2 separate regions of the Homo sapiens genome follow, and region 2 is linked to region 1. Evidence: read pairs that join two places in POLR2A ChIA-PET (ENCODE). Cell type or tissue: CD4-positive, alpha-beta T cell. All regions are shown on one strand. Links, peaks and the distances in the headings refer to the core of each region. The heading gives the core; the rest is flanking DNA.

What was found. ChIA-PET counts read pairs that join two places held together with the same protein. Peaks named below come from ENCODE experiments on the same cell type or tissue, not always from the same donor. Only the 100,000 strongest peaks of a DNase experiment are listed, where the experiment ranks them.
Region 2: POLR2A ChIA-PET joins it to region 1 with 13 read pairs; 5 of 35 experiments call an interaction of 5 or more read pairs at or near these places.

The regions. Positions count from the first base shown.
Region 1 is chr6:166,481,037-166,493,297 of GRCh38, reverse strand. It overlaps RPS6KA2 (ribosomal protein S6 kinase A2), which reads left to right. Exons shown (of 21, transcript NM_021135.6): 9 at 2,557-2,627; 10 at 4,377-4,465. Among named protein-coding and RNA genes, the nearest start is that of RPS6KA2-IT1, 22 kb to the right of the region's middle. RefSeq lists enhancers at 3,136-3,636, 6,935-7,435. In CD4-positive, alpha-beta T cell, for the core only: no CTCF peak of the experiment used is centred there; a DNase peak (open chromatin) is centred at 5,027; H3K4me3 peaks cover 989 bases; H3K27ac peaks cover 2,018 bases.
Region 2 is chr6:166,405,958-166,418,218 of GRCh38, reverse strand. RPS6KA2 (ribosomal protein S6 kinase A2) reads left to right here. Exons shown (of 21, transcript NM_021135.6): 20 at 4,288-4,425; 21 at 5,332-8,855. The coding sequence ends at 5,457. It overlaps LOC124901460 (a long non-coding RNA gene), which reads right to left and starts at 5,333. Exons shown (of 2, transcript XR_007059866.1): 1 at 4,570-5,333. In CD4-positive, alpha-beta T cell, for the core only: no CTCF peak of the experiment used is centred there; DNase peaks (open chromatin) are centred at 4,658 and 6,318; H3K4me3 peaks cover 1,577 bases; H3K27ac peaks cover 1,776 bases.

The sequences.
Region 1 (12,261 bases), core at 203-8,202:
AAAGGCAGCAGAACCCCATGGCTGGTGGAGGCTGCAAAGTCCACACCTCCGCCCCAGCATCATCCCCACCGTCAGCAGCACCTTCATCACCAAGAAGCAGTTGTTGAATATTCATGGGTGCTGTGCTGGGTGTTCTCTGGCTGAGTAGATGGTTGGGGACCTCCTACCATATGGATGGAGGAAGAAGGGGAGGAAGAGAGAGAACCACAAAGCAGTGGACCCTGATCACAAGGGAATCATCTTCAAAAGCTAAAAAGAAATCACCAGACCAGGCGCAGTGGCTCACGCCTATAATCCAAGCATTGTGGGAGGCCAAGGCGGGCGGATCACTTGAGGTCAGGAGTTCCAGTTCAGCCTGGCCAACATGGTGAAACCCTGTCTCTACTAAAAAAAAAAAAAAAAAAAAATACAAAAATTAGCCAGGCATGGTGGCTCACGCCTGTAGTCCCAGCTACTCGGGAGGTGGAGACAGGAGAATCGCTTGAACCCAGGAGGCGGAGGTTGCAGTGAGCCGAGATTGTGCCATTGCACTCCAGCCTGGGCAACAGCGAGACTCCATCTCAAAAAAAAAAAAAAAGAAAAGAAAAAGAAATCACCAAACAAATGTATGCAAGATACCAGTCCATCAGCAAAAAATAAATGATATCCGGGCATCTGGACAGGCACCATTTGTGTAACAAGGATTAAACGGTGTGTATGGGATGACAGCTTTCTCATTTCATGTAGCCAGAAGGCTTGTCCTTGGAAATGGGATTTCATAGTGCTATTAATAGACTCAAGAAAGAAAGAAGAAAGAGCAGAATAGGAAAGGAGTTCCCTTTGCTAATACCATTCTATTCTGAGAGATATTTCAGTGTGTATGATCAGCTTATAAACTTTCATCCTGTTTTACCAGACAAACAGCTCATCTGCCAGTCAGAGCATTCTGGCCTTTCCTGTTTAATTACACTTGTCTCTTTTTCAGTTCTCATCTGGACCCCCTTCCGCTTGCTTTTTATTACTTTTGTATTGATTGATTGCCTGCAGCCTGTCTGCTCTGAGTTCCCTCACTTACTCTGTGCACCGGATGGACAGCACATTTTAATGTGACAGAACAGGCTTCAAACGTCAGAACTGGTGGAAGAGTTTCCATTTCTTTTATAATGTTGTTTTCAGAAAGCAGACTGGTAATATTAATAAAACCTTAAATGCATTCATTTCTTTAAGATTATAATTTCACTCCTAGCAGCCTATCATAAGAATAAATCTTAGGAAATCATCTGTGCACATTTCAGTAGTACTTACAATAGCAGAAAATTGGAAATGTCCTAAGTGTACAGCAACAAATACACTCACTATACATTTTGTCATATCCATGTTTGTTAAGTGATATTACAAAGATTTCATCATAACCATTGAAAGTTTTATATTATTCTGTGAAAAGTTAGTATACAAAACCTTATCTGTGTTTTTAAAACAAAATAAAAAACAGCTTGAAAAAAGTACTAGGAGGAACTAACAAATGTTAAGTTTGGATATCTTTGGGTAATGGAATTCTGCGTGATTTTTTTGGTCTTTCTACTTTGTGTATCTCCTGAGATTTTCGAACTGCAAAGGACGAATGCTGGAGGATGAATTCTAAAAGGGCAGAGACACACGCAGCAAAAAATAAAGATGAGAGAGAATTCAATAAGACCATGGAAACACCTGCTTCCCCGTAATTTAAACTGACGTGAAAGACACCGAGTAGGATTGATCCTTGGGCACATTCCACTTAGATTCAGGGTCTTATTTTATGAAAAGATTGGTTCCTGCTGCAGCCCTAGTTTCTTTTGTGAGAAGCGGTCAGCTGTGCACCTTGCTCTGATGAGACCATTCCAGGCCACTGCTTCCAGAGTGTGTGTAATCACCACTGCATGTGCCCGGGGGAGTTGGTGCAAGAAAGAAACCCATGCTCAGACAAGGCTGTGCTCCATCCCCTCCTTATCTCAAGTTCCGTCCTGGCAGGTGTCCAGTAATAACAAAATAAGGATGTAGGGTGCGGCAGCTGTATCTGAGAGGTTGCTGTGCCATATTGTCCTCGTCAGAGGCTAATGGCTGTGGTCAGGTCTATCTCATGCTGGAAGCACTCTAGCCCCCACCATCCAGGCATGCATGGGTGTTCAACATGAGCTAGCTGTTCTCCTCCTCCTCCTCCTAGCTCATCCCTTCCACAACACCTGCCAGGGCAGGACAGGTTCCTAAACCGCGTGTAAGATGTGTTCGTCCAAACTGCCTGACCACAGGACCCTGCTCTGCCTCTTTTCTCTGTCGTACTCGGGGCCTGCTGGCCTGCCACAGAGTGTGATTATCTACCACATCTGTCATTTACCCGTCTCACCCACCAAATGGCAAGCTCTGCGAGGCAGTTTTAGTCACTGTTGTACCCCAAGCACGTAGGCCAGTGGCTACAATTGACTGATGGAGATTTTGCATGAGGAAATGGACACGGTAGCAGGCTGCCCTGCTGGGGTACTCTGCCGTGAAGCCGGGTCCATCTGGATGAATGAACTCACTGTGCTCTGTGTTGCTCTGCAGTTTGAGATGCTCACGGGGTCCCTGCCGTTCCAGGGGAAGGACAGGAAGGAGACCATGGCTCTCATCCTCAAGTGAGTAGTGTGGGAGCCACCCCAGAGACCTGCGAGCACCTTCTGATATCAAGAGCTGCTGCCTCTGAACCTGGAACTGTGAAGTTTTAATTACATTGCTAGGCTTACAGTGCCAAAGTATTGTAAGCTGTTTTCTAAAAGTCACTGGTTTTACACAAAATGGTAGCGCTCGTCCGCCAGTAGCAGTGGTAATAGGGTGCTGGGCATTCTAATGACAGTGGGTCAAGGGAGCAGTTGCTGGTTTGTCTCATCCTGCTGAGTGGTTCTGATGAACTCTTCTACCATAGATAGTTTTCCATCAGTAAGTCACTTAGAATGTGTAGTGGCTGGTTTTCAAGCGTGATGGTTGGTGACCTCCCAGAAGTAAAGGATAGACGGAAAAAGACACAAGGCCTCCAGGGCCTTGTCCGGAGAGATCACAGGAGCAGGGGTCTCCTTTCCCTCCCCACCTGCTGACCCCATTCATATAGCACTCCTGGTTGACCTTGGCAGGACTCGGTATCGTTTTACCATGTGACTGGATACAAACCATTTTCTGCTTAATTCTCATGAAAAATCATTTACTAAGCCAAGGTTTTGCTCTTGGACTGTAGGAAGAAGCCTGATCCCCATACCACCTTGCCATAGCATCCTAAATGTGAGCAGACACCACTGACTATCACTGTCCCAGAGCAGACAGCAGGAGGGCAGGAAACAGAGAGGCTGGGAGCCCCTAATCAGTTCCTTCCTAAGTGAGGCCACTCGGTGGAGGAGTCATAAAGCTGTTTGTCCTCATGAGCTGCTCTTGCCAACTCTGCTTGCAAATGGACACATAACTTTTATAAAATTGAGAATCACCTAAAACACCACCAGCTCAGCTTTTGTAAGCTCGGTCCTTATGTAGATGGAAGGAGAGAGGGGAGTGAAGGAAGCCCCATTGTGAGGACCCTTTTGTCAAGCTAAGGAGTGTCTTTTTATTTAATCAGCCTTTTCCTCCATCAAGGGACCTTGAATTGCAGCAGACACTGAGAGCTGCAAGTCAGGACCTTTGCAGTGATTCTCATTGTTTGAATTTTAAGGGAGGACATGTTCTTTACTTTTGCTAAAGCTGGAATAATCCCTGACAGCAAGTCACGGGTGTGGCCTCAGGGCATTCCACTTGGGAGGGATGGAGAATTTCTGGAGGGAGCACTAGGCTCTGCGCGTGGGGTTCTCAGTGTGCTCTGAGGACTCCGGTGGTCCTGAGACCCTCCCGGGGTTTGCAGGTCCTCCTCTCGCAGGTTTTCTTCATAGCATCGCAACAGACCGAGCACAGGGTCCAGCTGTCTCCTATGAGCCAGGAAGAGACGCACCCAAGTGCAGAACAATGCCACTAAAGACTTTTTTATATGTATGTTTGAGAAAACATAGATAATTTCCATTAACAATGTTATTTGTGTTAATGGGAGTGTTATTGTTTTTTAATGATTTTATTATTAAATAATGTTTATTAATAAAAATTTATTAAAGTGAATTAGGAAATGGAAATTATACAAATTTCTCACTTTACTTTCTACTGTGGTAAATATCACAGCTGTAACCCACATAAACATAAGCTCTTTGGTGTCCTCAGTAACTTTTAAAGCATAAAAGGGTCCTAAGACCCACGTGGTAGAGCACGGGCTGCTCTGGGTGACTGCGATTGAGGTCTCTGAATGCTGACTGGGGCCCTCTTTATAGCTTGTCCTTGTTCTCCTAAAATAGATCCTAAAATAGGATCTTGTTTTTCAGAGCCAAGCTGGGGATGCCGCAGTTCCTCAGTGGGGAGGCACAGAGTTTGCTGCGAGCTCTCTTCAAACGGAACCCCTGCAACCGGCTGGGTAAGATTCCCCGGGACACCCCACCACGGGAACGTGCAGGGCGCTGCCCCGCAAGCTACAGTGGAGATGTGGAGGGCCACCCTCCTGCTCCGGCCCAATGCCAACCAAGGTCACTGAAAACAGACCTCACCTAGAGGTTGAAATAGTACCAGTGCCATCTGAGCTCCAGGAAAAAAGGCCCCTTCACAGCTTCTAAAACACATAGTTGCTGCCAAAATACCATAAGCTGTTTTCTAAAAGCCACTGGTTTTACCCAAAATGGTAGTATCCTTCAACCAATCTGACTTCCCTGAGTTTTGAAAGTCTCTAAGCTAAGGACAGAACCGTTGAAAAGCTGCTTCTAATTTAATTCTCCCTAAATTGAGAAACCTCCACATCTATTAAAATCAGGATCTACTTTAACTACTGATTGATTTTCTTTTCGTGTATGTGACAGCGTATTGAGGATTACTCCGTGGGCTGGGCCGGTCTTAGCGAGTTGGCGCGGCCGTGTTGTCTCAGAGTCAGACAGCAGCAGGAGCAGGGTGTTTCCGGTTCAGACAGCAGCAGGAGCAGGGTGTTTCCGGTTTAGACAGCAACTGGAGCAGGGTGTTTTCGGTTCAGACAGCAGCAAGAGCAGGGTGTTTCCGGTTTAGACAGCAACTAGAGCAGGGTGTTTACGGTTTAGACAGCAACTGGAGCAGGGTGTTTCAGGTTATTTTAACAAGAAAACGAAAGGAACACATTAAATTCTGTTTTTTTTTAAACTCTAACCTCATAGATAGAAGACATACCAGAGGGGAAGGCAAAAGTTAAATCAGGAAATACTTCATTTCGGAAAAAATACTAGATTTTCCTCTCTGCATGCCTTAACCCCAAAGAAAGAAGGACCCATTTAACTTCTTCCCCACATCAGCTTCCATTGCAGGGAACTTTTGCATTCATTTGCAATCCTTCAGTGATTGAAAGTGAAGCTAATCAAAAGTACCTTCCTACTCCACAGTCATATTTCACAATGTGAGATAATTGAAGTATAACTGTGATCTTAGAAAAAAGGAGTTAAGGTGATTTTTAAAAATCAACATTGATGTATTTAAAGTACTGAGTACTAATCCCCATGAGATTCATCTTGTAATGAATTGTCATAGTTGTATTCACCTAATTAAACACATTTACATCCAACTTCTAATCCAGATTTTTATCACGTAAACCACTCTTCCTTCCTGCAGATTCATCTTCATAGTAATTCTTTACTTCATATAAAGATGTCCCATAGTTGTATTTCCGAGGCAGTTCTCCTCTGTGTAAGCAGATATTTTATTCCACTCTACAGACCTCTCGGTGATAACCCACTGTCAGCGCCTTTGTCCACTCAGCCTGTTTTCATTCTTCCACACAACACAGTAAAGCAATTCCTCCTTGTCACCGAGCACCTCTGCATGCCGAGCGTGGCTACCAGGAGAGCAGGTGACACAGTGAGCTCCCGTGGCACTGGTGACGTCAGAGCAGGTGACACGGTGAGCTCCCCGTGGCATGGGTGATGTCACAGGGTGTTCTGCCGTCACTGTCTGCCAGTCACTGCAGGCCAATCCAGAAAGCCCAGGGCACGTGGGTGTGTGTCAGGAGAGTAAATCCCTGCAACATTTCAGCACCTTGGTAAAACCATCAGAATGTTAAATGTATGCACCCTTTTGCCCAGAAGTGTTACTTCCAGAAATCTCTCCAACAGAAATAGCCATACCTGCGTAAAAGGGGTACAAATAAACGGTGTTTGCCGAAGGTCTTCCTGTTTAACAAAGACCTGAAGATGAAGTAAGCATCAATCAATAAGGAAATCATTGAATCAATTATGAAACGTCCACACCACAGCCTGGGGCTGGAGGACGGTGTCTCGGCCACGGCTCTGCACCGTCTGCATTTTGGGCCGGTTAATTCTTGTTTTGGGAGCTGCGCCATGCATTGAGGCTGTTTAGCGCATCCCCACCCCCACCCCGTGATGATCAAACGTCTCCTGACATTGGCAAAGTCCCCCTGTTGAGAATCTCCACGTTGCTGTTACTGACATGGAAGGGCCAGGGTCTAGACTGAATTGCAGCCCACATGGCTGGAGAGTGTAGACTCACCCCGCAGCGGAGCCCGTGCCACCCACACCACAGTGCATCCATGCCAGGGCACATGGAGACACCGATGGACCCAGCCCCCAATGCCACCTGGCAGGGCCCCATGCTGGTGTCTGTGGAAAGGACTGTGTCCAGTGCATTGGATGAAAACTAACTAGCAGGTCACTGCACACATTTTATAGCGCTGTCCCCAGTCAAGGGTCTGAGAGGCTGGGGAACTGTCACCCAGACAGAGGCAGCTTCCTTAGAGGGGTATTCACCAACAGTGCTGTGGACAAAGCTGAAGGCCCCAGCAGAGCAGCCCCAAGTCACTGAGATGCCAGCTGGGGGCGACAATGAGATGGGAGGCCCAGGATGGAGAGCACTCAGGACCAGAGGGGAGGACGCCTGATCAGGACAGAGGGCCCATGCTGCAGCACACACAGGGGCACTGTGTGTGTGTGTTCATGCGTGTGCGTGCACATGTGTGTGTGTGTGCTCACAGCTGTGTGTGGGGTTCATGGCTTAGAGGAACCTACTGACCAAACAATTTTTGCCACGTTGTTGTTACTGGGACCCCCTCAGCAAAGTCCCAGATGGGACCTGAGATTCCAACCAAGAGTCATCAGGACTCCTCCTTTTCATCAGTGGTGACGGTCGTCGTTAGCCAGGGTCACAGCCACATTTCCAAGAGATGTGCAGCTCCTAAAGCTGTCTGCACCTTGGCCCTTCACTCGCTGGTCCTGGTGCACACCCACGGTTACACAGTGACTCGGCTCAGGAAACGCAGCAAGGGCTCAGCGCTCACCCTTAGTGCCCAGAGTCCCTATCCACACAGGGCCTGTCATGGGCAAGACCTCACCCCCTGAGGGTGGGGTCCCAGTGGTGGGAGATGCAGCCTTGGACAGAGGGACAGCCTGGGCTGGGCAAGGCAGGAAGGGCTTGTGTCCCACCCTGTGTCCCGAAGTTGCCGTTTCACTGCAGTTTTCCCAAATCTGGGTGTGGTCTGGCCTTTTGTTTACAGACCCCCCCGTTCATCACCGTGCGTCTGGGGAGGTGGGGGAGGCGGTGTTTCTTAACTCTGAGGGCGTGTTTGGAGACAGATGCAAGTTGAGAAGCGTGTCTCAGCTAAGCCAATGCATCGCGGTGCCCTGGTTTGTCCAAATGCTATGTCAAAGGTCATGTTTCTGATCTGAGTCTTCCAGATTGTGAATTAAATTGAGTCCCTTCCATTGCAGTGTCCGTCAGCCCTAAGAGCAATGTGGATGTAATCCTTCTGGGAGGAAGTAACCCTCCCAGCTGGAGGGGATCAGGGGCTCGCTGGCAGGGGCTTGCTCCCCAGCTCAGCAGATCTCAACCCACTTCAGGACACGCCTGCCTTAGAATCGAGTTTGCAATGCTGTAAACTGCCACAAAATGCACAGAAGCATCTTTGCATGCCATTTCCACTCATCTCTCAACTCTGAAGTTTGCCCATGTCTGGAGCCCCTGGTCTCATTTCATCAGCCTTTTCAGTGTCTGGTCCAGAGCTGTTCTTTTCCGTGACCCTAGGTTGCACCTTTATTGTGTCTGTGGCTCTCCTCCCCTCATTCTCTATGCTGCTGGGTGTAAGCACAGCCTCCCCCACACAGCCCTGGAAGGCAGGCCCCATGGGTGGTGGCAGAGGGTGGGTGGACAGCTCCGACGTTCCCCTGCCTGGGCGGATTTCTAATGAACCAGGAGAACAGGTCGTTCTTCGAGCCTCAGGTTTCCCCCGGCACGGTGCTGTTGATGAGGATGAGAAGATGCCTTGGCACTGCACTAAGGTAGTCATTATCTGACTTGAATTCTCGTGACAGTACTTCAAAGCAGGTCAAACAAGAAACTTACGAAATTCACTTATGAAAACAGATGTATCCATAGGAATTGCTTTTAGCTGCAAGGAATAGAACCTTTAAATAATTTTAATTTTTTTGTTCAATTAATTTAGTTTTCCAAATCACGGTTTCATTCTCTTATTAACACACCACGTGGTGGTGGATGAGTTGTAGACACTGGCAGCTGAACTACTGCTGTCAGGAGCCCAGATCTTCCTGTGGCTTCTGTTTCCCATCCTCAGTGCACTGCCTTTTCATCCTTATCCTCGGTGCCTTGTGATGGCAATGCGGCTACAACACCTCCTGGAATCACATCCTCACTGCAGGAGAAAAAGGAACTGGATGAGGCCAGCTGCCTCTGTCCCCTTTTTCACAAAAACAAAGCTTTTCTGGAAGCCCCTGGGAGTTCTCTGTACTTCTTGTTGACTGGAACCCTGTCTCATGGCACTCGTGACATATGGCACCGTAAGGAAGGCAGGAGAACAAGCATCTGTGGTTGGAGGAAGGAAATGAGGGCTGGAGTGGCGGCTTTACTGGCCAGGCAGCTGGGCCGGCCACAGGTATTCACTAAGTGATGAGATCCACGAAGGCAGAGGTTGTGTCTGGCTCATCTTTGTGTCCAGCTCTCGGACCACGCAGAGCCCCTGGTGAATATGCATGAACTAAAGTGAATTGAAGGAATTGTAGTTGTTCTTTAAGGTGCTCTGAAAAGCTCCTTGCCCTGAAGTGTGTGGAGTTGAGTCGAGCCTGACCCTTGGTGCTCCTGCTTCATCTCTATCCATTTTCCCTGTCAAGTGGTAAAGCAGAAAAGACAGCACAGGTTTGCGGGCATGTCACGCCTTGGCCCCCGCAGTGCCTGCTCAGATGCACGGGCTCTGCCTGTGGACATGGACGTCATGCTGTTTCTGTGCGCTTACCCAGAATTCTTGTTCACAAAGTGTTTTTCTGCTAGTGACTTGCACAGTCCTGCATTCTCTTAGCACTTCACACCTGCCAAGCATGCGCACCTGTCATCTCCTCCGATCTTCATGACAAGACTGTAAAATTGTGTTCATCATTTTCTGTTTGAGTGAGGCTCTGTTCCAAGGTACAAGGGCTTGTCCCGGGACCCTATGTGTGCAGGAGTCGGCTCTAGTTGGCACCCGACCAGCCAGAGAGCAGTGCAGCTGTCGCAGAGGCCTGGGTCCTCCCTTCCCGAATGTGGAAGCACAAACCCATTCCTTCTCTGTGGGTTTCTGAGAAGACCATGTATGAGCTTCTCTTATTTAGTGAGGATGCGATTTACCCTTAATCTTAAAAAGAGGAAAAAAAGGCCCTGCTCTTCTCATTCTTCGTTAGCACGACATTTTTGGTCTTCAAAATGCAAAATGGGCTTTTCTTAATTTTTTCCAACTCCGTAAGAAATCAGGCCTGATTTTTCCTTTCCCCTGAGCGTTTGCGGGCCGTCCTCCTGCTAGAAGCGGTGGATTCTCTGGTGTTGGTGTGGCAGCAGGATGTGTGAGAGCAGGATCCAGGAGGCCACGGCCCCAGCTCTGTGAGCTTCTGGTCTGCGGCCCACAGTGGCATGGGGGTTGTCCGGATTCTGAGTTCTAGACCCTACTGGGCTGTGGCCAGCTGCACAGCCATGGGCCCTGTCCCTCCTTTTCTCTGGGAAATGAAGGTGGGGTTGATGGTCCCTGCAGTTCCTTCCAGCTCCGACAGCATGCAGCTGCGCGTGTCCTCTCCCCACACACATAGACGTCCCAGGTGGTCTCTTACCTGGTGTGGCACAAACATGTCCTATAAAAGCGGCCCCATCGGCCCAAAGGCTCCCCGCAGTCTTCAGGCTGTGAGTCTTGGGGCATCTTGTTGCATCTGGTTTTCCAGAATCTCTGCTTTTGAGGCAATTGGAAAAGTGTTGGGACTCCCTGTTGAAGGTCAAGGCTGCACGGCCACCTTTGTTTAGAACAGTCCCTTTTGGGAGGCAACTAATTTAAAATGATCCCCCACATTTGCTTTATGGTGAGGGCGTCCTGTAGCATGGCTGCGAAGCACTCTGGGTTTTAGGGAAGATGCAATAGGATGTGATGTCTCTCTCCCTCTCTCCTCCTTCCTCTCCCTCATCTTCCCTTGTCTCCAGTCCCACCCAAACACACAGATTTCACTTGTTGAAACTGGAGAAGTTCATGAAACCTTTCCACTTCACTAATTTGGGTGGGTTTTCTCTCCTCCAACGGCTAACCCTGTGAAGCCAGCCTGAGAGGGTCACACTCGTTTCCTCATCATCGCCCGAAGCCTTCTGTGATCGCAGCCAGAATAAGCAAGGCCTCTAGGCGTTAACTGAGTGGCTCCCTGTCATTGCTCCTGGCTCTGGTTTCTGAGACAAAAACAAACTATTTAGAAAACTATTTCTTTCCTCGGAGCACAGATACCTGTCCCAGACACAGTGTTACTCAGAGAATTTCCTGGGACATTCCTCCCCCAGCAAGGGCAGTTGCATTTGAAAGGAAAGGGTGGCATCTCTGCAGTCACCGAGGGCCCAGATTTGGAGCACATTTGGCTCTTGGGCCCCGATAGCTGAGGCAGAATTTCCTGCCAGAAACTGGTGACAACCCAAGTAAAATGAGAAAGAACCAAGACTTCCAGTGTACTTGTGTGTGCCTGCACCAAAACAAAGAGATGCACGTGCATTCTCCCGTCTCATCAGAGAACTTAACAGAGCCCTCCACGCTGCAGCACATACTTTAAGATCGATCAGAGAGGTATATGTGCAGTCTACCATCTCATCAGAGAACTCAGCAGAGGCCTCCACTCTGCAGCACATACTTTAAGATTGATCAGAGAGGTATATGTACAGTCTACCATCTTATCAGAGAGCTCAGCAGAGCTCTCCAAGCTGCAGCACATACTTTAAGATCGATCAGAGAGGTATACGTGCAGTCTGCCATCTTACCAGAGAACTCAGCAGAGGCCTCCACTCTGCAGCACATACTTTAAGATTGATCAGAGAGGTATACATACAGTCTACCATCTTATCAGAGAGCTCAGCAGAGCTCTCCACACTGCAGCACATACTTTAAGATCGATCAGAGAGGTATACCTGCAGTCTGCCATCTTATCAGAGAACTCAGCAGAGGCCTCCACTCTGTAGCACATACTTTAAGATTGATCAGAGAGGTATACGTACAGTCTACCATCTTATCAGAGAACTCAGCAGAGCTCTCCGCGCTGCAGCACATACTTTAAGATCTATCAGAGAGGTATATGTACAGTCTACCATCTCATCAGAGAACTCAGCAAAGGCCTCCACTCTGCAGCACATACTTTAAGATCGATCAGAGAGATATACATACAGTCTACTATCTCATCAGAGAATTCAGCAGAGCTCTCCACACTGCAGCACATACTTTAAGATTGATCAGAGAGGTATACGTACACTCTACTATCTCATCAGAGGCCTCCACTCTGCAGCAAATACTTTAAGATCTATTAATTCAATTTCAAAGGGGACCTTGGCTTGATTCCAGAGCAATGTCAGACATCAGTATCCTTTTTAAAGCCACAAATTAGAGCTGAGCCTTCATGGCTTATTTATTTCTAATCTTTGCAACAACAAAGACCACTTTGAGCTTTGCTCAGTCTTAATTAAAAATTGAAAAGGCTTTTCAGGAAAATTCCCTATAGCTATGCTTGTATTTCTGATAAGAGTACTTGACTTGGCCTTTTAAACTTGAAAAATGAACTATCTTTTAATTCACAACTCAATTCTTTTATACTTTAATATGGAATGAATGTATAATTATTCTCTTTTCCTGCAGAGAATTTCCCAGAATTTCACTGTAGCTTAATTTCAGAATTTTGTAAAAATCCCAACTTATTTGTT
Region 2 (12,261 bases), core at 2,869-10,868, 78 kb after region 1:
ACATGTCCCAGCGTTGCTTTTAAATATTCAGATTCTGAAATAGCCATATGATTTCTGAGGAAGCCAGGGGATAGGTTTTATGTAAGTAGTATAGGTATTTTATCCTCAGCATATTTTTTTTTTTTTCTTGAAATGGAGTCTCGCTCTGTCTCACCCAGGCTGGAGTGCAGTGGCACAATCTTGGCTCACTGCAGCCTCTGCCTCCTGGGTTCAAGTAATTCTCCTGTCTCAGCCTCCCAAGTAGCTGGGACTACAGGCGTGTGCGACCACACCCGACTAACTCTTTTGTATTTTTAGTACAAAAAAGTTTTGTACTAAAACTTTTTTGTTTCACCATGTTGGCCAGGCTGGTCTTGAACTCCTGACCTCAAGTGATCCACCCACCTCAGCCTCCCAAATTGCTGGGATTACAGGTATGAGCCACCACACCTGGCCTTATCCTCGGCATCTTTTAAGCCTTTCATCTAAAAACATTATTTTCAAAAACATTTTTAGCATTTTCACATTTTCCACTATCTTGGTATCTTATGCAGGGTTCTCCAAAGAAACAAACAGAACATGCGTGCGTGTGTGTGTGTGTGTGTGTGTGTGTGTGTGTATAGAGAGAGAGATTTATTTGTAAGAAATTGGCTCACGTGATTGTGGGGACGGGGAAGTCTGTGACTGCAGGGCAGCCGGCAGGCTGGAGCCCCAAGGAGAAATGGATGGGGCAGTTGCCCACCACAGGCTATCTGCCACAGAATTCCCTCTTCCTCAGGGGAGCAGTCTTTTTCCTAAGGAGGCCTTCCACTGATTGGATGAGGCTGACCCACATTGTGCAGGGTAACTGCTTTACTCAAGTCGACTGACTTAAGTGTTAACCACATCCTGAAAAACACCTTCACAGCAACCTCTAGACTGGGTAACATAACCCAGCCATGATGACATATAAAATTAACCACCATGCTTTTAGTGATATTGCAGAATGATTGCCCTGCATGTTCATAAACCAAACAAACAAGTAGAGCTCTTGTCCAGAGGTATACTTCTGTTCTTGTAAAATACTTTGAATTTGGCCTTGTCTGCAGTCCACACAGTTTATGACCGGCCTTATTTCGTTTGCCCATCAGACGCTTTTTTACTTGGCATCATCAAATTCCTCTCTAATCCAATAGTAAATCATAATCCAGCCACTGGTAAGCAGCACCAACAGCTGTTCCCGTGTTCATGTAAAAGGGCTGAAAGAGAAGGAGTCAGGGGCTCTGATTCCAATTCTGCTGTTGACATCTCAGTGCAACTTCATGCAGTGAGCGTGGAGGTGATGATTGTAGAGATGATGGTGGAGGTAATGGCGGGAATGATGATGGAGGTGATGGTGTAGGGATGGCAGAAGTGGTGGCAGAGGTGGCGACAGCGATGATGGAGGTGATGGTGAAGGCATGGTGGAGGGAATGATTGTGGAAATGATGGTGGAGATAATGGCAGGAGTGATGATGGAGGTGATTGTGGAGGGATGGTGGAGGTGACGATTGTGGAGATGATGGTGGAGGTAATGGTGGGAGCAGGGATGGAGCTGATGGTGGAGGTAATGGTGGGAGCAGGGATGGAGCTGATGGTGGAGGGATGACAGAAGTGGTGGCAGAGGTGGCGGGAGTGATCGTGGAGGTGATCATTTTGGAGGTGATGGTAGGAAATGATGGAGGTGATGAAGGGATGGCAAAAGTGGCAGAGGTGGTGGCAGTGATCATGGAGGTGACGGTGGGAGTGGTGGGAGATGATAGTGAGAGATGATGGTAGTGATTGTGGAGGTAATGGTGGAGGTGATGGGGATGATGGTGAGGCTAATGAGGGTAATGGCAGAGATGATAGTGGAGGTGATGGTGAAGATAATGGAAGGTAATGGCAGAGATGATGGTGGAGGGTGATGGTAGAGGTGATGGAGGAGGGATGGCAAGGGTGACGGCAGAGGTGACAGAGAAAAAATGGTGAGGGTGATGGTGGAGGTGGTGGTGAAGATGATGGCGAGGGTGATGGTAGGGTTGATGGAGAAAGGATGGCGAGGGTGATGGTGGAGGTGGTGGTGAAGATGATGGTGAGGGTGATGGTGGGGGTGATGAAGGATGGTGAGGGTGGATGGTGGAGGTGATGGAGGAAGGATGGTGAGGGTGATGGTGGAGATGGTGAGGATGATGGTGGAGGTGGTGAAGATGATGGTGAGCGTAATGGTGGGGGTGATGGAGGAGGATGGTGAGGATGATGGTGGAGATGGTGAAGATGATGGTGAAGGTGATTGTGGTGAGGGTAATGGTGGGGGTGATGGAGGAAGGACGGTGAGGATGATTGTGGAGGTGATGGTGAAGATTATGGTGGGGGTGATGGAGGAATGATGGTAAGGGTGATGGTGGAGGTGGTGGCAGAGGTGATGGCAGCTGGCATTTAGTGAGCATATCCCAGATGTCAGACCCTGACAGTCCAAATGCTCCTGTCCACACCCTCACTTTGTCTTAAATGAGTGTAGATGTCTTAGTTCTGGTTCCCAAAATAGAGCCTCAGACTAGGACGTGGGTGCTGGTGGTGTGTCTGGAAGGCCATCTTGGAAGCTGGCATGGGAGCAGGGAGAAGGTGTTGGAAAAGGAGCAAAGTCAAGGACAAGGGCACATTGTCAAGATCGCTGCTGCAGGCAGAGGTCTCTGCCGCCTCACAGGGCCTCACCAACCCTTCCTGCCCTTCACCACCAGTCCCTACCACCACCACATCCCCCGTCTTTCCCCTGTGCCTCTTCCTTTCTCTTACTTAGCACACAACAGAACCTCCAGTCCTCCAAACACCAGCAAAGCTACAAATTAGTATGTCTTTCTCCACATCCTACAGGTATGAAGTAAAAATACTGCTTCTCTCAGTGTCATGACTATAAGATCGTGAAAAGAGTTATTAAAGCCCTAAAGGCTTTTGTTTTTACACCTGAAAATGACAACACTCATTTTTCTAGGAGATACTTGTTTCAAGAAATTACCAAGGTCAATGTTATCAAATATCAAAAGGCATTAGATTTTTCTGTATAAAAAAGATATTGTTATTGTGCATAGTATTTCTTAGTTGTTTCATGACCCAAAATTCTAATGAGTAATTCAACTTCACATTCTATATGCATTCTTTTTTGTTTGTTTGTTTGTTTGAGATGGACTCTTGCCATGTAACCCACTCTGGAGTGCAATGGTGCAATCTCAGCTCACTCCAACCTCTGCCTCCTGGGCTCAAGTGATTCTCCTGCCTCAGCCCCCCAGGTAGCTGGGATTATAGGCGCATGCCACCACACCCAGCTCATTTTTGTATTTTTAGAAGAGACGGGGTTTCACCATGTTGGCCAGGCTGGTCTCAAACTCCTAACCTCAAGTGATCCACCTGCCTCAGCCTCCCAGAGTGCTAGGATTACAGGCATGAGCCAACGCGCCCAGCCGCATTCTAATTCATTTTATTACCTCTTCAAATGTGGTGGGAACACTAAGGAAGGAGGGTAGGCTAGTGGAGAGAATATGGATTCTCATCTTGGATCTTCCTCAGGCAGTAATGTCTTCATCTGCAAATTAGGAAAAGTAATATTTGCCCCATTTACCTCAAGGATGATTATGGTGATTAGAGCAGAAGCATCAGGTTTGTCCGCAAATGTAATTCACACTGTAACCAAGTACTCTGCAAATGTAATTCACTGTAATAGAATGTGCACTGTATTGTATGTGCATGTGTACACACATGTAGAATCTTGTTTTAGAGGTTTTTACTGCTACGACTTTACAATGAAATGGAAAAATACCATTATTGCACATGAACCCACTGGACATATCTGATGGCTCCAGATTGTAGATTTTGCGGTTTCTGATTATTTGTAGTAAATATTTATGGGTAGTCCTGATAAAAAATGTAAGTATGTGCATCATTATGAATTGATTTCTACCTGTGGAATATTAATTATTTCAGCTTTTCCCTTTGGAAAGATATAATTGTTACAAGAAACAGTGTTTCATCGATTTACATGCATCATCTAATATTTCCACATTTAACTTTTTAGACATGAAATATTTAATAAAAGATAAACCTTCAGTGAACTTCCAAGTTTGGTAATATTTAAAGCTAAAAACCATTGACATACTTCTAAACCTGAAAGTGAACATGACCCCAAAATGCAAAGACCCACACTCAGCATAGTGGTTGGGTGTTGCCATAGAGGGAGAGGAGTTCTGCTGGGGAGGCTCTCTGACCCAGCACAAATGATCCAACCATCCCCCCGACTCTCATGACCTTCCCTGGCAGGACGTCGTGTCCAAGATGCTCCACGTGGACCCTCATCAGCGCCTGACGGCGATGCAAGTGCTCAAACACCCGTGGGTGGTCAACAGAGAGTACCTGTCCCCAAACCAGCTCAGCCGACAGGACGTGCACCTGGTGAAGGTACCGGCAGGCGACAGTGAGGACAGAGTGGTGGGAATGGGAAACCCAGAAAAGAGCCTGATACCTTGCAATCACTCCGAAGAAACCACAGAGTGCAGAGAAAGAGCCCATAGCAGCCCCAAACTGCACCGCCGGCCCACCTACCTTCGTGCACTTCACCAGACACGTGCAGTATTGCACAGGGCTCCTACCTGAGTAGGTGGCAGCCTCTGCTGACGTGGTGGCAGCTGGTGTGGCTGTTCCACTCAAGTTCAAAGCCTCTATTCTAGGCCACACATGCAAAAAAAGTCCCCTTCATAAGTGACTTACATTCAGGCAGCAGTAGCCTCTCAGGCACCCCATCCTCTGGGTGGGACTCCTTTTCTGAAAAGTGTAGACTGTCCCACCCCAGCAGGAATAGGCATGATCCAGTTAAGAGCCGCCCCCTCCAGATCCATTCTGAGAATTTGGATTCACTCCAGGATATGCCTGTTCCTCCAAATGAGTCCAGACTCCTCAACAGTGGCCAAAGTCCAGGGTGACTGGCCCTGGCATTCGCTGTGTCCCCTAGGACCCAGCGAGCCCCAAAACAGACCTGGCCTCACTGTCAGAATGCAGGGGATCACGTGACCTCAGCCTGGGGGCTCCACAAGCGTCCAAAACATTTTCCCCCAAGGCACAAGCACAGTGCCAGGGTGGCATGGGGTGGGGGGGGCAGGTGCAGGAGACAGGGCCCCTGTCTCCTGGGGCCCACGTGTGCTGGCCCCTGGCGGCAGGCTAACAGCACTCCATGCTCCAGGGACCCTGGGGAAGCTCTGGTTTCTCCCACGTTGCCTGGGGGCAGCTGAGGCCCATGGAGGCCCCGGGCTCCGGCTCAACCCCTGGAGTGAGGCGCCGCGGCTCTCACCCTTGTCTTCTGTTTTGCAGGGCGCGATGGCCGCCACCTACTTTGCTCTAAACAGAACACCTCAGGCCCCGCGGCTGGAGCCCGTGCTGTCATCCAACCTGGCTCAGCGCAGAGGCATGAAGAGACTCACGTCCACGCGGCTGTAGCGGGTGGGACCCTGGCCCCAGCGTCCCCTGCCAGCATCCTCGTGGGCTCACAGACCCCGGCCTCGGAGCCCGTCTGGCACCCAGAGTGACCACAAGTCCAGCAGGGAGGCGGCGCCCGCCCTCGCCGTGTCCGTGTTTTCTTTTTCAGCCCCGGAGAGGGTCCTGACCTGGGGGCTTCTCCAAGCCTCACTGCGCCAGCCTCCCCGCCCGCTCTCTTTTCTCCCAAGCGAAACCAAATGCGCCCCTTCACCTCGCGTGCCCGTGCGAGGCCGGGGGCTTCTTTCAGAGCCCGCGGGTCCTCTCATACATGGCTTCTGTTTCTGCCGAGAGATCTGTTTTCCAATTATGAAGCCGGTCGGTTTGGTCAGACTCCCGACACCCACGTCCCAGGTACCCGGTGGGAAAGTGGCAGTGCGAGGGCGCAGCCATTGGTGGTTGCAGGGCCCCAGAGGGCTGGGGTGACCTGGCATCCCGGGGCTCCCCACGGGCTGGATGACGGGGTTGGCACTGTGGCGTCCAGGAGGAGATGCCTGGTTCTGCCCAAAATAATCCAAAGAGCCGTTTCCTCCTCGCCCTTCAGTTTTTGCCTGAGGTGCTGGGTAGCCCATCCTTTCCTCTGTCCCAGATTCAAATGAGGAGTAAGAGCCCAGACGAGAGGAAGGCAGGCTGGATCTTTGCCTTGAGAGCTCCGTGTCACCAGGATGGAAGGGGGTGCCTCTCGGAGGAGCCTGTGTCCACCTCCAGTCTCGGCTTTCCCCGGGGGGCCAAGCGCACTGGGCTGCCGTCTGTCCCCAGCTCCCGTGGCCACACAGCTATCTGGAGGCTTTGCAGGGAGTCGTGGGTTCTCGCACCTGCTCAGCCCTGTGTCGGCTTCCTGTGTGCTCACCTAAAGCTGTGGTTTTGCTGTGTTCACTTCGATTTTTCTGGTCTGTGGAGAAACTGTGAATTGGAGAAATGGAGCTCTGTGGCTTCCCACCCAAACCTTCTCAGTCCAGCTGGAGGCTGGAGGGAGACACAGGCCCCACCCAGCAGACTGAGGGGCAGAGGCACAGGTGGGAGGGCAGCGGAGATCAGCGTGGACAGGAGCGATGCACTTTGTAGATGCTGTGGCTTTGTGTTGCGTTTTGTGTCTCTGTTGCACAGATCTGTTTTTTCACACTGATCCGTATTCCCCTGGGTGTGCACACAGGGCGGGTGTGGGGCATTTAGGCCATGCTGTGCTCTACTTCATTGAGTAAAATCGAGTGAGAGGTTCCGGGCAGCAGGATCGACGCCCAGTCCAGCCGGCAGAGGGAACACACGGGTCCTTCATTGTCCTGTAAGGGTGTTGAAGATGCTCCCTGGCGGCCCCCAAGCAGACTAGATGGGAGGAGGCGCCGCTCAGCCCCTCACCCTGCATCACTGAAGAGCGGCGCCTCTGCAGCAAGCAGGGCTTCAGGAGGTGCCCGCTGGCCACAGCCAGGTTTTCCCTAAGAAGATGTTATTTTGTTGGGTTTTGTTCCCCCTCCATCTCGATTCTCGTACCCAACTAAAAAAAAAAAAATAAAGAAAAAATGTGCTGCGTTCTGAAAAATAACTCCTTAGCTTGGTCTGATTGTTTTCAGACCTTAAAATATAAACTTGTTTCACAAGCTTTAATCCATGTGGATTTTTTTTTTCTTAGAGAACCACAAAACATAAAAGGAGCAAGTCGGACTGAATACCTGTTTCCATAGTGCCCACAGGGTATTCCTCACATTTTCTCCATAGAAGATGCTTTTTCCCAAGGCTAGAACGACTTCCACCATGATGAATTTGCTTTTTAGGTCTTAATTATTTCACTTCTTTTTAGAAACTTAGGAAGAAGTGGATAATCCTGAGGTCACACAATCTGTCCTCCCAGAAATGAACAAAAGTCATCACCTTTTCTGCTTGCTACACAGGCAACGATTCCCCCATCAGCTGCCCGGACCCTTTGGCCTGGCTTGGTGTGCAGGCCTGTCTGTTTGCTTAAAGTCAGTGGGTTCTGGTGCAGGGAGTGAGAAGTGGGGGAAGTGAAAGGGAAAGCATCCGTGAGAAAGCGGCCACGGTTTTCCCTCCTTGTGTGCCCATGGGGCACCAGCTCATGGTCTTTTTCAGTCATCCCAGTTTGTACAGACTTAGCTTCTGAACTCTAAGAATGCCAAAGGGACCGACGAGACTCCCCATCACAGCGAGCTCTGTCCTTACATGTATTTGATGTGCATCAGCGGAGGAGAACACTGGCTTGGCCCTGCTCCGCTGAGTGTCTGTGAAATACCTCTACTTTCCCTCCCATATCCAGAACAAAATGATACTTGACATCCTTCCACAAAAGTCAGCCTAAAGAAGTTATGGTATCATATGTTAAACTAAGCTTTCAAAAACCTTAGTGAAATAGCAAGTGACTGCTTTCAAGCAGCAGTCGACATGTAAATGAAGGTGTTCTTAGAATTCGCATTTTGCCAGCTCAGCGCACCTCCACAACGAATGAAATGCTCCGTATGATTTGCACAAATGACATAGACCTCCCCAAAAGTTAACTGGCTCTCCTTCCTCACACAGTTCATCATAACCCAACCCCCCACCCCCGGGTCATGAAAATCACAGAACTTATAAACACATTGAACCCTAGATCTCAGGCTTCCTGACCTACCGCCAGTGGCCCCTTGCTGGCCACCCTATAGGGTCCTCCTTCCCTGGCAGCCCCCCATGTGGGAGAAATACCTGATTCTCCCAATCTGCAGTGGGAGAGCTTTGCTGAATTCCATCCCAAAGTCAAACATGGGCAAGAGGTGAGGATTTCACTTTTACCCTCAAGTCCGATTTGTCTGTGATTTTAAACTAACTGTGTATGTATTGATGTTTGGAAGATTGTTTGAATTTTAAAGTGATAATAGTACTTAATGTTATCCAGTATTGTTCATTAAATGGTGTTATCCTAAAGCTGCACTTGGGATTTTTACCTAACGCTTTACTGATTCTCTCAAGCACATGGCAAAGTTTGATTTGCACTCCGTTCATTTCTGACACGTTTTGCTGCCTCCTACCTTTCTAAGCGTCATGCAAATTCGAGAATGGAGAAGGACGCTGCCGGTCCCTGAGCGGTGTGGAGAGGGCGGAAGGTGGACTCCAGCGCAGCTTGAGGGGCTGAGGACGGAGGCTGCAGCATCTGTGTCGTTCTACTGAGCACGCTTCTCTGCCTCGCTCCTGACTCAGCACTTTGTTCACTGGCTCAGCAGTTATGTTTACACATCATTTTTATGTTCCTGCTTTGTAATTCATGTTTGAGATGGGTGGCCACTGTACAGATATTTATTACGCTTTCCAGACTTTCTGAATAGATTTTTTTGAATAAACATGGTTTTATGAAGTGTAATCTTTTTCTAGCCTAACAATAACCTTTGGACTTTCTGTGTTGTTACCAATAACAGTCTGGATAGCTCCCCACTCCTCTGGCCCCTCCCGCTGGCTTCAGGTCATGACCACCTCTGCTGCTACCATATGACTCCTCATGGGGAGGTGAAGCAGCATCACGACCACTCCAACTCAGAGCCCTGTGCGTGGGTGTGTGCAGGTGGGTGAGCTCATGCATATGTGTGTATGTACATATGTGTAGGTGCACATGTGTGCGTGTGTAAGTGGGTGAGTTCATGCATGTGTATGCACGTGTGTGTGTGTGCTTGTGTGTGCACATGTGCGCATGTGTAGGCGGGTGAGTTCATGAGTGTGTACACATGTATGCTTATGTGTGTGTGCACAGGTGTGTGGGTGGGTGAGTTCATGCATATGCATGTGTGTACGTGTGTGCTTATGTGTGTATATGTGGAAGTATGATTTCATGCATGTGTATACATGCATAAACGTGCATGAGAGCACATATGCACATGTGAACATATGGATGTATGTTTATCTGTGTGTGCATTAGGGCCTGTGTGTGTGTGTGGGGGATGCACCCCTGAGAGGAGCCCAGCTGTGTGATGGATCTGGGGCTGGCAGGAGACAGTGGACGGTCATCTTGTGCAGCAAAGCAGGTGCCCAGCACATGGCCCTGGGAATAGGATTTTTACCTCACTGTGTCTCCTGTGCTTTGCCACCTGGCCTCAGCATGCCCATCCCTTCTTAATACAGACATAAAGCCAGTCTGCACTGTTGGTCCTTGGCTCTCCAACCTAATTTCTTCTTCCTATTTGGTAAATTCCTAACCAGCATGTGTCAGCAAGCAGCACACACACACACACACAAAACACCATACTGACACAGGCACACACACACACCTTTGCTCCTGTAGTAGGATGCCCCATTTTCTGAGCTGCTCTCCCAGCAGGGTGAAGGGGGCCTTGCTGAAATCTGTGAGACTCACTGTGTAGGCAGGAGCCCTGGATCCCACTGAGGAAATTGCAGGACAAACAATAGATGCAGAAGAAATCCTGCCTCCTGCTGTACCCAGAAGTGCCCAAAAAATGCCTACTGAAAGAGGCATCATTTGAAAAAAATGCCTCTTACATCCTCTGTGTATCATTTTCTATATCTGCCATAGCAAATCTAAAACAGCAGCATATTCTACTGTCTTACAGCTCTGTGGGTCACACGTCCAAGACAGGGCTCTCTGAACTAAAACCGGTATGTGGGCAGGGCTGCCTCCTTCCAGAGGCTCTCAGGGAGAATCCGATTTTCTTCCAGCTTCCAGAGGCCATCTGCGCTTGGTGGCTCGTGGTCCCTCCCTCCCTCCTGCAAATTCAGCAGTGGCAGGTGGAGTTCTCACACCCTCTCCTCCGCCCAGCCCTCCTGCCTCCCTCTTCCAATTCTAAGCCCTGTGAGCACACTGGCCCACCAGGATATTTGGGAAACTCTCCCTATTTTAAGGTGGTCTGATTAGCACCCTGAATTCCACCAGCAACCTCAGTTCCCCTTTGTCACAGCTTCCAGGGATTAGGACGTGGACTTTGGTGGGGGGGATGGATTATCCCGCCTGCCGCATACATGTAGTTGAGCGTGGCTCTGCGTACACTTGTCCACCTGCACATATTTTTTTGGTTGGGGAAGACAAGCTGTCCAGACTGAAGTAAGTCTCTGAGGCTTGGCCCTACTTGCAGGCTCACGGATGCTGGATGAAGGCACAAGACTTCTAGGTCACAGACCTAGCAAACAGCTAGGCCCAGCAAACAGCATGGGCCCCGCACACATCGGTCCCTGTGGGCCCCAAGCCTTATGGGTTGGTGGACAGTGGCCCAGGTGGACATGCTGCACACGTTGAATTTGCATCACAGATGAGGACCCTGACTTAGGAAACCCTAATTGTTCATGGAGGGATGCAGGCAAACCCACCCCCCATTGCCCTGGAAGGGGACACCCGATTACAGTGGACAGGAAGACGCCTGCCCTTGGCCACAGAGAGAGATGCTGCCTCTGCCTCCCAGGGCTGTCTACTACACAAATGTCCTTGGAAAGACAGTTCAGAGCCAAAGCAGCTAGAGACCGCAGAAAGGCAAGAGACCCATGGAGAATTGCCTCCCAGTGGCTCAGTGTTGTAACGCTGGACCCCAAATGCTGAACTGAATATCGTCTAAGAATCCACTGACAGGCCTGGAGAGGAGAGTTGGACTCACACTTGGGCTGTCACCTTTATCTGTGGAGAAACTCAGCTTAATGCTCAATCTCAGATGCATCTGAGGACATAAAGATATTTTTATAGAACTTAAAAGAATCCCCCATACACCTATCATATGTATAATGATAGATATAGATCTGTCATCCTTACATGGATGGAGGTACATATATGTACCTATATGTACATATGATAGGTATAGATATAAATTATAGACATATAATATATAGATATATATGTATTTGTTGTTGTTCTCAAAATTCAGCTAATTACTTGTCCTGATTAATGCCAATCTGGGACATTAGCAGTATTTGCAGAAAACAAGCGGGGCTTATAAAGGAGCCAGGGAGCCCTGACTCCCACTTCCCAATGCAGCCCCGCGGGCTGTGAGTGAAAATTACTGCTTCCCCCAAATTTAGGGCTCAACACATTCTTGACATTGTATCTGGCCCACGACCTTTCAGGTACAATAACTGTGTCTTGTTTGTACAGGTGGATCTGAATGCAGCCCATAGCCCTGGAGATCTGGAGCTAGCTCTGCCACCCAGTGTGGCACGGGTCCTGGAGCTGGCTCTGCCGCCCTGCATGGCGCATATGCTAGAGCTGGCTCTGTCCTGTAGTTCTGCCTGCTTAGGCCTCATAGGGATGAAGGTGCCTCCCTCCAAGTGAGGACAACAGGTTACACACCTGCCACGTGAAGCTGTCATCTGAGGACAGCTTCCTCGGGCCGAGCACTCTGAGCGCTCTCTGCAATTTGCATCGGCCTCTTTGGCTGCGGACTTCAGCACTGCCCAGGGCTCTCCATAGCCGGCGCAGCCACACTGTGGGTGTGAGAGGCGGTCACTGCTGGAACCTGAGCACCTGCTTGCAAATAACGGGTGCTCAGAAAACATGCTGCCTTGCAGAAAACACCAGGATATTCTGGCACACATTTGTCTGGGGATGTCAGCCTGTGACTCCAGGTGAGGGGGCCATTCTCAGATGGTTAAACGTCAATATGGACAGTCTGGACACCCCAGGATCAGTCTGATGGGTTTCCGAGACTCTTCAAGGATGGTCAAGCAGCCCTAGAGATGGACAGTGGGACGCCAAGGGCCTCCTGGGGGGCAATCATGTGTCCCTTTGATCAGACCTGCCCAAGGCCCTTAAATCCCCTCTTCCTCCGGGCCCCTTTCTGTCTTCCAGATCACGTGCCAACA